2 separate regions of the Homo sapiens genome follow, and region 2 is linked to region 1. Evidence: chromatin contacts called from ENCODE Hi-C or POLR2A ChIA-PET data. All regions are on one chromosome and are shown on one strand. Each heading gives the region's core, a stretch centred on a gene start or an enhancer-like site at or near the end of the contact. The rest is flanking DNA. Distances are from core to core; before and after follow the strand shown. Region 1 holds the start of WWC2 (WW and C2 domain containing 2). Region 2 overlaps WWC2 (WW and C2 domain containing 2).

Evidence for each region. A loop is a pair of places that touch in the nucleus more often than their neighbours do. ChIA-PET counts read pairs that join two places held with the same protein, here RNA polymerase II (POLR2A). Pooled maps may share reads with other maps.
Region 2: a map of heart right ventricle shows a loop between it and region 1 (1.9-fold over the local background). The contact joins the enhancer-like site here to the promoter of WWC2 in region 1. A Hi-C loop is called at or near these places in 11 of 168 maps with a recorded cell type or tissue (Caco-2, Calu3, HepG2 and 7 more) and 10 of 50 pooled maps. POLR2A ChIA-PET finds 5 or more read pairs at or near these places in 17 of 52 experiments (A673, AG04449, AG04450 and 12 more).

The regions. Positions count from the first base shown.
Region 1 is chr4:183,097,661-183,103,509 of GRCh38, forward strand. WWC2 (WW and C2 domain containing 2) reads left to right here and starts at 1,597. Exons shown (of 23, transcript NM_024949.6): 1 at 1,597-1,962. The coding sequence starts at 1,832. WWC2-AS2 (WWC2 antisense RNA 2) reads right to left here and starts at 1,539. Exons shown (of 1, transcript NR_024008.1): 1 at 1-1,539. RefSeq lists an enhancer at 356-650 and a silencer at 356-650.
Region 2 is chr4:183,162,478-183,168,900 of GRCh38, forward strand. All of the region lies in intron 1 of WWC2 (WW and C2 domain containing 2), which reads left to right. Among named protein-coding and RNA genes, the nearest start is that of WWC2, 66 kb to the left of the region's middle. Within about 2 kb of position 3,159, at least 3 of the 41 ENCODE cell types and tissues checked have a DNase peak (open chromatin) inside an H3K27ac peak, as active enhancers do; they include A673 and PC-9, where a contact is called at or near this core.

The DNA.
Region 1 (5,849 bases), core at 347-2,846:
CTGAGCCTCTCCACCTTCGAGATTGGCCGCAGATGCCCCGACGGGATGGCCTGGGGAGCCGAAAGCTGTCCCCAGCCCCGGACAGCTACTGCCCACGCCGCGCAGGCCAGCCTCACACAGTAGCGAATCTCCTTCACGCGACTTCCTCGCAGGCCTGTGAACCCGCAGGGGAGGCGGAGGTCGGTTCAAACCCTGCGAGAGCCCCTGCCCAGCGCGGAGTCCTGCACACGGTGGAAAGTCCTTACGCATTAGCGGGCAGGATTAAACGACTTCACACCACGAGGTGCAAGACTGGGCTTCGGGGCCTTCCTCGGTGTTGCTATTTTAAAAGAAGCTGCTCAGTAACCCAGAAGAAGATGACGGGGGACGGTGGTGTAGACCCGGCTGGAGAGGAGTCCAGGGCCTGGGAGGCGCCCCCTCTGACTGAGGGGCTGGGGACCCTGAAGCTTGGCGTCCAGGCCCCGCCAGCGCTGCACCCGGCATTGTCCCGCCTGGGGCAGGCGTCCGGTCCCTCGGCAGTGCGGGCCAGCACGTACGTAGTAGCTGCTGAATAAATAAATGCCTATGCAACAGGGAACGTCCCGGCCCACCCCGGCCGGGCCAGGGCCTAGGAAGGGCGGGCGTCCGGCGCCGCCGTGGGTCCCTCCGGCGTGGCCGCCCACACCTCCTGGCCACGGCGGGGCTGCGGTGGGGGGACATCCTGGGGCGGGCGGCTGGACGGAAGGGACTAGAGTCGGGGCGCGTCCACGGCCAACCGCCCCGAACCAAGCAGGGGAGGCCAGGGACCAGGAGCTTCCGGGGCCCCGCGGCTGGAGCGCCCGGACGCGAAGGGGCGGCGGGTGACGGGGCGCGGTGCGGGCGGCTACAGGGCCGGACGGGAGTTCCTCCGCTTTCCGCCGCGCGGCTCGCGGTCTCAGCCGAGGTCATCGAGGGCCAGGAGCCCTGGCGGAGGCCCCGCCGTCCCGGACCCACCGACGCACTCCCAGGGCTTGGCGCTTTCCCACCACCCCGGACCGCCCTTGGGGTGCCGGAGGGGCTCGGGGCGCGGCGTGGGGAGCCTTTGTGCCCTCTCCGCTTGTTGAGGTTTTTTCTCCGGAGGAGAGCTCCCCGCCCGCCACCCCTTTCCTCTCGAAAGTTTTGTGGTTTCCCTAGAAGACGAAAGAGGTTGAGAAGGTTGCGGAGACTTTTGCAATCTTCCCCGTCCAGAAACTCTAAAACCTCTCGGCGTTTGGCCCAGGGGAGCTATCTGGGGTCAAGGGGAGGGAGCTGGCCGCACATTCCTTCGCCCGCCTTCCTCCCACCTGGAGCCGCGGCCCCGCGGGGCAGTGCGTCCGAGCTGGTGCGGCGACGCCGGCAGCGGCGGGGTTAAGCTCAGGAATGCGGCGCGAGGAATGCGCATGCAGATGAGGCGGGCGGGCGCATGCTAATCGCATGCAAATGAGGGGCCCGCCGCTGCCGCGGCAGCGCCGCAGCTTCCCGGATCCGAGCCCAGACGGCGGCGGCTCCGGCAGCCTGGGCGCCGCGACCCTCGGCGGCCAGAGGGGGACGGGGCGGAGGAGGAGGAAGAGGCGGAGGCAGCGGCGGCGAGGGGGAGGAGGGTTCGCTCGCCGGCTCCGACGCAGACATGGTGGACTGATCCGCAGCGGGGCCGCGAACAGCGTTTCCTGAGGCACCTCCCGCGCGTGGTTCCGCCGCGCCCCGCGCCCTGCGCCCCTCAGCCCCTCGCCGGCGCCCGCGTCGCGGGTTGGCAGCCTAGCCCGGCAGCCGCGTTCCCGCCGCGTCCCGCGCCCGGTACCTATGGAGGCGCCGCTCGCCGGCGAGGCCGCCGACCATGCCTAGGAGGGCCGGGAGCGGTCAGCTGCCGCTGCCCCGGGGCTGGGAGGAGGCCAGGGACTACGACGGCAAGGTCTTCTACATTGACCACAACACCAGGAGGACCAGCTGGATCGACCCCCGGGACAGGTGGGCGCCGGCCGCGGGGGCGCGGGCCCGTTCGGACACGGCGGCTGTTGTCCCGGAGACCCGGCCGCGCGGGGGGCTGGGGCGGCGCCGGCCCGCGGTGCCCCGAGGGGTCCCGGGAGGGATGTGGGGCTGGCTGCTCCGGCGGGGCCGAGGAGCCGCCCGTACCCGGGCTCCTCCGCCCACCGGCTTCCCGACGCCCCTCCGGGGACCCGGCCCCGAGGCAAGGCTGGAGTCGCTGCCCCGGGCCGACGCCGCGCGCCAGGCTAACGGACCCGAGGGGCCACCTGAGCCCTGTTAGGAACTTCCCTAGGCTTCGAGGTGCCCACGTGGAGGCTGCAGGACACCTTCGGCCTCTGGGCGGCGGGGGTGGGCTAGGGCCTCACTGCCAGTTGGGGAACGAGCCCTCCGGGCCACCTGTGGCATCCCTCAGGCCGTCCTTGGCGCGGGAGCCTGGGCTGCGAGCTCTTGGCGGGGGCGCCCAGACTGGCCGGAGGTCCCGAGCTGGGAAGGGGCTCCCGCCCCCCGCCGGGCCCTGCTAGTGGGTGTGACTGACTTTGCCCCTCAGAGTTTAAAAACGCGCGTTTGGGGGTTTCGCTGTCTGTCGTTAGTCTTCACCTGAAAACTTGAACCGACTCCCAGATCGGGAACAGGCATATTGTGTTTGGAAGGGAGATGTAGTGAAATTAACGTTGGGTATTGAGGCACTCTGATTTGAGCTTAGCCTGGTTTCTTTGTTTTTTGTTTTTTAAATTGGTTCAGGAACTGAAGGTTCACAAATGTTTCTGTGTCCCATATTTTTTTTACCCTTAAAATTTCTTAGAATTATTGTAAGAATAATAGGAGGTATTCCTAATTATAAATTTGTAAATTATCCATTAAGGAGATATTCCTAATTGTAAATTTAAATAACGTGCCACCAGGGATAACTTCGACATTTGGACTTTTGTCATTTCTGAAAATTATAACTTTATTGAATGTGGCCCTTTGGGCTTTATATACTTTTTAGGTGCTTCTCCTATTTAACATTTTCCCTTTTCTCAATTTGAAGCTGAAATACCTAACTACTTTATAATCTCAGTTACTTTTGCCCTAAAAATGTTGTTTTTGAAAGCTACTAAAAGGCAATTACAAGAAAGTTATAAATAACATTATAAATTTATGGAACAATCCTTGTTCAATTATCCGTGAAGCTACGGGCCTAGGTTTCCCTCCTGAAATGAGAAAAGGCACCTGTGCTGAGGTTCGGTCTTGCCGCAGCCTGGCTGCCTGTTGCTGGCCTGATGAAAATTGTGACAGGCATCACACCTTCCCAGTGTCTCCAGACGTGCTAGTTGTTGTCATAAACTTCACGCTCCAAGCCAGTTATTTGACTTATGCTATTGCACTTTGAAACTACTTAACAGATAGTAAATGTCAGTGCTGATGGTGTGCACCCAACTGCGGCTTTTAAGGCACCTGTATAAATATTTGACTTTTACAGTTGTGTGGTAATTCTTTCTGCTTTCTGATACTTGGAGTTTCAGGTAATTGAAATAACAATAAATTCTTGAAATATTTAGGCATTCTAGGTTCTCTTCTTCGGTTTACATGCTTTACTATATTATCTCAGTTGTGTTTACCGGAAAGGATTACAAGAATATGTAATGTCTGGGTAAAGTAAATAGAAAGTGGAGTGAAATTATATGACTTGGCTATCCATATCACTACTTTTTTCACAAGTCAAGCATGTCCTTTATTTTAAACTCTTAATGGATTAGTAATTATTATGAACTATTTTCAGGAAACTGGATAAACAATTCATTGGATAGGGACAAATAGTTTTGACTAAGATAGCTTTTTATTTTTCCAATTTTCCTTGCAGCTGTTAGGTCTTAAATATTCAGAGACATAAATTTGACGACTTACAAATATTTCTGGATCTCAGAGTTTTAAAAGATACTCTGTTGAGATCAGAGTCACCATTATATACTCAGTTTAAATTTGATTATATTTTCTTTTAGGGCAATTAAGTGACTAAATCTTACTAAATAGAGTAAGAGCTGATGGGAACGTATATTTGGAGTAACTATTAACTCCTGTCAGTTTTGTTACACACTTACCAAACATATGGAAAGAGAGATGTTACACAGGCCAATAGGAGTGTGTGGATTCTTCTGCAGGATCAACTTACAAATTCTGAAAGAAAAACAACTTGATATACTATGGGTCTGCAGTACTTTTGAACTGTTTAAGCCATTTAATTAGAATGGTCACGATGATTTACCTTGCATATTTTTTATGTTATTCTGTTAAGGAAAAGAATTTTGTGTTTTTGATAGTCTATCAGAATTTGTTGAATATTTCTGATTATACAGATAATTATGCCGATTTAGTAGGGGAGGCTAGGGCATTTTATAAGAACATAATTTCATTCAACAGGTAGTCATGCCAGAATGCTGAAGCATTATTCTAAAATGCTTTTAAGCTTTTGGAGGTGAATGACGTCATTCAAACTTTGCTGGGATGTGATCAAAGCTTTTATTGCTCCACTTCTTACTTTTATTGACTAAGTTTACGTGAGTTTCTGAATCCCTCTAAACCTCCATTTTTCAGCTCTAAAATGAGGATAATATCATCTTCTTCATAGGGGTGTTTGTGGGCTCACCATTAGGGCCCAGCCTAATTGTATTAGTGTAGTGTTGACATTCCAGTTTAGGAACTGAGTGACCCTGGAAATAGTAGAAATACTAGCATGGACAGTATTTACTCAGTGTGTATTGTGTGCTAGGCACTCTGCTAAGCTCTTTAACTGTGATCTCATTTCATTCTCCCGTTGGTCCTGTGAGGTAGGTACTACTGTCATCTTCCAGTTACAGATGAGGAAATTGAGTCACAGAGAAGTAGCCCTTGTTAAGTGTGGAGCTAGGATTTAAAGCCAGACAGCTTGACTCTACAGCATGTGTCCTTAATCATTCCTTTAAATTGTCTCGACGCTTGCGCATGTTCAGGGGTCTTTGGGTGGAGTGCACAGAGGGGCAGAACCTTTTTGCCCAGTGTTTATTTTTCAGGCTGAGTGACTAGGCTAATCCTGGGGAAATCTCCCTGTTTGTGATTAATTCCTTGTCCCCCTACCCTGCCTGCATGGGCCCACTCCCCGAGTGTTATTTTGTAGGTTTACCCCCTCTTCTTTTGCTCACCATGGACCCTTTTGAACATACCAGTTGGTGTTTATGGTAGGCCATAGGTCTTGGCCAAATGGCCTGGTGCTTTTTTTTTTTTTTTTTTAATTACATTCAACAAAGGAGAAAAAGGTGGGATGGATTGGCTTCATTGCCTTTTGGAGGAGTAGGGAGCTTAAGTGGGCAGGCCTCAGAGATAGGGTGGGTTGGCTTTACCAACTCCCAGTAGAATTTTGCTCATTTTCTATCCTTGGATTGAATGTTACCCAGAGATACAATGACTTTGTCTAGTTGAACTGAAAGATTTCACACCATGCAAAGTGACTTTCCATTAAAACCCACTGATAGACACTAATCTGTGGCTTATGGCAAGGGTCAGATGTTGAGCAACCTGTACCTTCTAACTGAATAAAAATAATCTTGGGGGGTGGGGAGGGTGAAAAGGGAGGAAGGGGGTGCCAGCTGGGTATATCATTGATGTCACAGTTAACTTTTGGCTCTCCACACCCGTTTGAGGCATATGACTAGGATCAGAGGAACTCTGTATTGTCTTTTTTTTTTTTTTTTTTTGAGACGGTGTTTTCGTTCTGTTGCCCAAGTTGGAGAGCAATGACGTGATCTCGGCTTACTGCGGCTCCCGGGTTCAAGCGATTCTCCTGTCTCAGCCTCCCGAGTAGCTGGGATTCCAGGCGCCTGCCACCACGCCCGGCTAATTTTTTGTATTTTTAG
Region 2 (6,423 bases), core at 1,909-4,408, 66 kb after region 1:
CTGCCATCACTTTCCTTCAGCAAACATCACCATCGTTTTATTGTCTTTATTGAACTCTTCCTAGACTCTTAGTAGTATTCCCTTTACTCTTTGGCACCTTGTCCTCCAGCTGCTCCTTGACTGACATTTCTTCATCTTCCCTCTTTTCTGATCTGCTGTCTTGACAGCTGGTTTTTTTGCAGGAATTTTAGGTTGTCTGAGTCACGAGAAACTACCATTATAGTAGTTTCTTCAGCCATTCTTCTTACCCCATTCCTTCTTCCCACAGAGGCCCCTCCTCCCCTTCCAGCATCATCATTTCCCCCTTGTCTAGTTAATCTAGGTTAGTGGTTATTTGGTTATTCTAGAGCATGTCCTTAGGGTCTCATCCACAATCCCAAAGCCTTATCAAGGGCTTTGCCTTTTCTAATGTATTCATCTTTCTTTTGCGTTCCAAGAAGTGCCTTTATTTCCTGGTGTTCCATTTTTGTTTTTCTCTCTAGTGCCTTGGTGAGATGAGATGACTTCAAAGGAAGGAGCCCTTTTACATGAGTGCCTAGCAGTAAAAAGCTTTGAGATAAAACAGCGATTTCCATTAGGGACAAAAAGAGGGTAGAGCAAAGCTGTAAGACTTTCTTCAGTGAACCCATAAAGGGGAAAAACTGGAACTATTAAAAAGTGGTGACGGTAAAAGGAAAGCAGGCAGACCTGTTCACGTGGCCACACAGAGATTAGAAAATAAGTGTCTTGGGAGATGTTTAGTACTTAAAGTGTGCCAAGGTGATGTTGACTGCCAGTAGCTCCTCACTCTTTCTGGTCCACACCCCACACTGCCAGCTCACCCCTGCCCTGGGCTGCCGGAGTAGCCATCCATCAGTGGAGTGCAGCTGGAAGCTGAGAAATCTGTTCTTTCATCACCAGAAGAGAAGCCCAGAGCCCATAGCCACAGGGGATAGTAAGAACAGAACAACAAATCAGTCCAGTAAAAAAACTGGTCACATGATAGGGAGGATGCAGATAACTTTATTTAGGTAAGCTGTGAGGTTGAGACTTCTGTGATCTGGTTTGGGGGCATGACAAAATGAATAACCTGAGTGCGAAACAGCTGACTACCAATGAGTGTTTGGGGCATAACCTCAGTGTAAATTAGGATACGTCTCTATTTCCTTTATTTTTCATTTTGGTTGTTTGACTTGACCTACGTTACAGGTCATTGCTAAATTACTTTGGAAGTACCCTTTGTCTTGATTGTGTTACTGTATGTGGATGGTGCTCAAAATTATTAAATTTAATTCAGAAGTTTCAATTTTGTGAAGAGATGGTGGGTATTTTCTAGGTCATAATACAAAAGTGATTTGTGATCTAGCTATTGGGTGCCTCAAATTGTATAACATAATTATAGTTAGAATTGAATCATCAAATAAGGTGGCAAGATTAATGGGAGTGGCTAGCTTTAATGTTCCAGGTTATATTAATTTTAGATAAAATGAAATTAGTATTCCTATGGACAATTGAGTCAAGTTCTTGAATTACTGTATTCAGTTGGGATTGACTCAATTTAACAAAATGGTACTATTAGAGTTTTTGAGGATAATGAGAAAATGGAACTGAAATTAAAATTGTCTCTTGCACTTTGGACAAAATAATTTCTGTGAGCAGCAATTAAGAAGGTCCATATAAGAGATTCACCTTCTGCTCTAATTTCATTTAGTAAGATTGCATGATCTTAAGCTCCGTGATATTTTACTTGGAAAATGTTATGACTTAACGTAGGTCAGTGTCCCCTGCATTATGTGATTTGGTGTGCGCATATATATATATATATATATATATATATATATATACATATATATATTATATATACATATATATATATATATACATATATATATTATATATACATATATATATTATATATACATATATATATTATATATACATATATATTATATATAATATATATATTTTTATATATATTTTTAATATATATATTTTAAGTAGTGGCACAGAAAGAAGAGATTAGGAGTTGATCTTCAAAAGGCAGAGAAAATTAGAACTAAGGAATTCCTACCTTTTTTAAAAAAGCTAAAAATAATTTTGGGAAGCTCTTTAGACAGTTCACACTGTTGGAGAAAAACCCTGTGATATGAATGGCTTTGAAACCAGCAGCAGAGAAGTAGGTCCTTTCCTGTGGGTATGGGTCCTGGAATGGATTGGGTTTAGGCCCACTTGGCTCACCTGTTAGGAGGATGCTCCTTGGAGCCAGGCCTTGTGGGTATTCTTGGGCAGCGCTTGACTTCTGAGGACATGGGCACATGTTTTCAAGAGACCAGGCAAATTATAGTTGTCTGGGTACCAATTCCATGTGGCAGCCTCCAGTTAAGTGACATCCACATTCTGGTTACCATAAGGATTTTTAATGACCAATGGTATACTGTAGAAAAGGCACATTTTAGGCATTTAGTAAACTAGAGGTATTGATAACTAATAATAACTAATAGTAATAAGTACTGCTGCAGAGGTACTAATAACTAATAGTAAATGTTAGACTCATTTAAGAGCTGGATTAACAATCATTACCTCTAGCATAACACAAACATTCCTGGGTCTGTGCATTTCACATTCCATTTGTTTCAGAGTCTTGTATTTACTGGGTAAATGCCCATGGGAATTCAAATCATGGTTGGGCAAAGTTGGTTTGAGGGTAGGACAGGGAGTACGGGATTAGAGAGGGTAGAAGAGGTACAAGGGCCTCTTCTGACTTGGAGTGTCAGGGACACATTCATGTCAGGGCTTTGGAAGGGCCTCTTGACTGGGGTTTGGTGTGTGGAGAGTGGAAAGCTGAGTTGGGAAGCCTTCTTCTTTCCTCCTAAATTCCACCCTGATAACAACAGAAAAGCATCTTTGGCCTCTATGACATTAAAATATTTGAGCATTAAGGGTCAGGTGCTAGGCTTGAGAAGCTGTTTAAGCCAGGCTAAATACAACTTTAGTGGAGATGTGCTGAGGAATAGGTACACTGTTTCTTTTAGTAACTAATGTTTAATTTTTAGAGAACACAGCAGGCCTTTTGAAGGCAGTTTAAGGAATGGGTGTGGAAGGGGGTGTGGGGGAAGGAAATCTCAGCAGAATGCTTTTAGATATTTCCTGTTACATAAATGCTACATACTTCTCATGCCTTCAGACTCATAGCAAATAGGACTGAAGCCCGTTGAGGCTTACATTTAATTACTGTTACAAAGAATGTAGAAACTATATAGGTAATCAAAGAACCTTAAAAACTGGCACCAAATGCAACTTTTTCTTTTTCATCCAAATCTTACATTGTGGAATTTGAATGTGGTGTGATGAAATACACTTGGACAAAAAATAAGTGTTTGATTTTTAAAAAATGCTTTTGTTTAATTCATAAGACTTTCTGTCATAGTAAAAGAGTCTGTCTTCAGGTAGACATTCCAGATGACAAAGTGTCTCATTTATGGAGTCCCCAGAGTAGTAACTTGATACATTTATGTAGCAGTGTTTTAATGTGTGCTTGTGATGAAGAGTGCCACACTGATATCATACTGTTAGTATCTACCTGTAATGTAATAAATTGAGATCTTGTGTTAGTAATGAGAACATACAAGTTAAAGCTTTCTACTTCTAATTTTGTCCTACATTCTTTTTTTCTCTCATTTATGTTACTCCCTCCCCCAGATATAGCCAGGTTTATCTGTACTAGTGGCTAAAAGACACAGATACTGAAAGCTTTTTTTTTTCTTCCTTGATTTCAGGGAAATTGATAGAATTGGGTAAGGCATTTGGGGTATTTGTCTGCTGTAGCCCGTGGCATTCAGGGATGAGAATAGCCATCAAACTTGTAAATATTTTCTTTATATAAATGTCATGTCTGTCAAGTTCATTGCAGTGCTCCTGTGTCGGCAGAATGTCTCGATTTCAGAACTGGCTATCCCTTGGCTGCTCATTCTGGACAGTGCTCTTCACTTTTGTGAGCCATAGTGTTTTGTAAGGTGGAGCCTCATTAAATCTATCTCACAGGATATTTTTTGCCTATAAAGGAGTTGGAATACATGAGTGAAGCAGGCCTGAGTTCGTGTATATTTGAAACATGCTTCAGCAGGGCCATGAGAAGTCTTGTTTCAGTTGGTGAACAATCTCAAGTCATTTACTCACTTGTTTTTGAAATTAATTCAACCAATATTTGTTGAATATGTATAATGTGTGTTATTCTGTGTACTCTGAAGTATACAAAGATCAGTGATTACAGCCCTGGACCCTCAGGTGTCTAGAATATATAACTAGAAGGTAGTCAATATCATAAGAAAGGTAAGATCAAATACTTTGGGATCCAGGGTAGTCAAAACCTTATTGGATAAAAAGGTAATCTCTCAGCTCTGTGTCCTGAGAGCTGAAGCTCTCCTAAGTTGAAACAATGCTCTTCTTGAACTATCTCCTCACAAATTGGAAGCACAGAGTTCTGTAGGTCTTGCACCAGAGCTTAGACATGTAGTTAATACCAAGGCACCATGTGGCTGGGCAATATGGTTTCTGTCCCAGCCTGTATGACGTCATATATGGATTTGTCATTTGCACCATGGAAATTTCACATCAGGACAAACCACCATGGTTTGTGAACATGGGACATCTCTGAGGAACACAGAATTTTCATATGGCCACGGAGTGTGGTTCTTCTCTGTGTGAACTCTGGTGTTGATTTTTAAAAGGCATGCACTGATTCGAGAAAACCTAATTTTATATACTGGAGTTAGACATACCTAGGAAATAATTCATCCCATTAGACATTTATTGAGAACCTACCGTATGCTAGACATTGTGGGGATAATGATGACTCAGGTTAGTGAGGGAGAATAAAGCCTTTTATACACATAGCTCGAATACATGCAGAAATGATAAGTGAGAAGAGATACAAGTGAGAAGTGTGGCAGAGATTTAAGGGAGAGAGAGGTTATTTCTGATAGATGTGCATTTGAGTTGGGCTTTGTGTAGAGCTGTCATATCTCCCAGTCTGCTTGGGTCAGCCCCAGTTTACTCCGGATGTCCTGATGTCCCCTCCAATTAACATCTTTCTGGTCAAAATTGTTCCAGTTTGTGTGATAAATTATATGGATGGTCCCCCTAGCTTTGAGAATCAGGTAAGACTTGGCTTAGTGGAGATAGAGAACAGTCTAGGTAAAGATAAATGGCATAAACAAAAAACATGGGTGATGGAACACTTTGGTGCACTTAGAAAAAACATGTTTAGTTTGACTGTAGCTTTGGGAACAGGAAAGGGAATCACTGGAAATGAAGGTTGGGAGGTGAGTTGAGGTCAAATTTTGAGTATCCTGAATGCCAGACTAGATACCTTGATTTTATGTAGTTGGCCATGGAAGTTTGTGATTTTTTTTTTTTTTTGAGATGATGTCTTGCTTTGTCACCAGGCTGGAGTGCAGTGATGTGATCTTGGCTCAGTGCAACCTTTGCCTCCTGGGTTCAAGCGATTCTCCTGCCTCAGCCTCCCGAGTAGCTGGGACTACAGGCGTGCGCCACCATGCCAAGCCAATTTTTTTGTATTTTTAGTAGAGACAGGGTTTCTCCATGTTGGCCAGGATGGTCTCCATCTCCTGACCTCGTGATCTGTCCACCTTGGTCCCAAAGTGCTGGGATTACAGGCATGAGCCACCACGCCCGGCTGACTTTTTTTCTTTTCTTTTCTTTCTTTTTTTTTTTTTTTTAAGATTTAGAAAGATCCTTGTAACTACTGCGAGATACAAAAAAGGGCTCTTTTGGGTAACAGGGATTTAAAACAAAATTCTTAGGACCCATTGCCAATTAAGGATCATTTAGATATTTTTCTAAATTAGTGGGAAAATAAGATATAAATTACTACAGTGTACAGTGAAATGTCACAAAACCTAAAAAAATCATTAAGTTTTAGACCATGAATTGACTTTGGATCTTTGAGTCAAACATTATCATTTTATAGAAGAAGAAAATTGGCAATCAGACAGATTGTTAAATGTCAAAACTCTCCCAGCAAGCTCTTCATAGAGATGGGGTTAGAACCTAGATGCTGTGGTTTCTTGTGCAGCGGGTATTTACCTTTCCTATAGAGCTTTATTTTGGAGACTCCATTATTGACTGTTGTTGGGGCCACATCAATGTCTGCGTCTTGACTGAGCTGTGATGGAACTTATCATTCCGTCCCTGGGTGTCATTGCCATTATATGCACTGGCTGTGGTGGAAATTGTTAAGGATAAAAATGAAAAAATGAGGACAACAGATACCATTCTCATTCAGTGAAATAGGGTTTCAAATTATGGCATGTGAATACAAGAGTTTTAAAAAACTCTTTAAATATGAAATGTCATTTTATGGCATATAGTATTATAATTTTTTTTTTTTGAGACAGAGTTTCACTCTTGTTGCCCAGGCTGGAG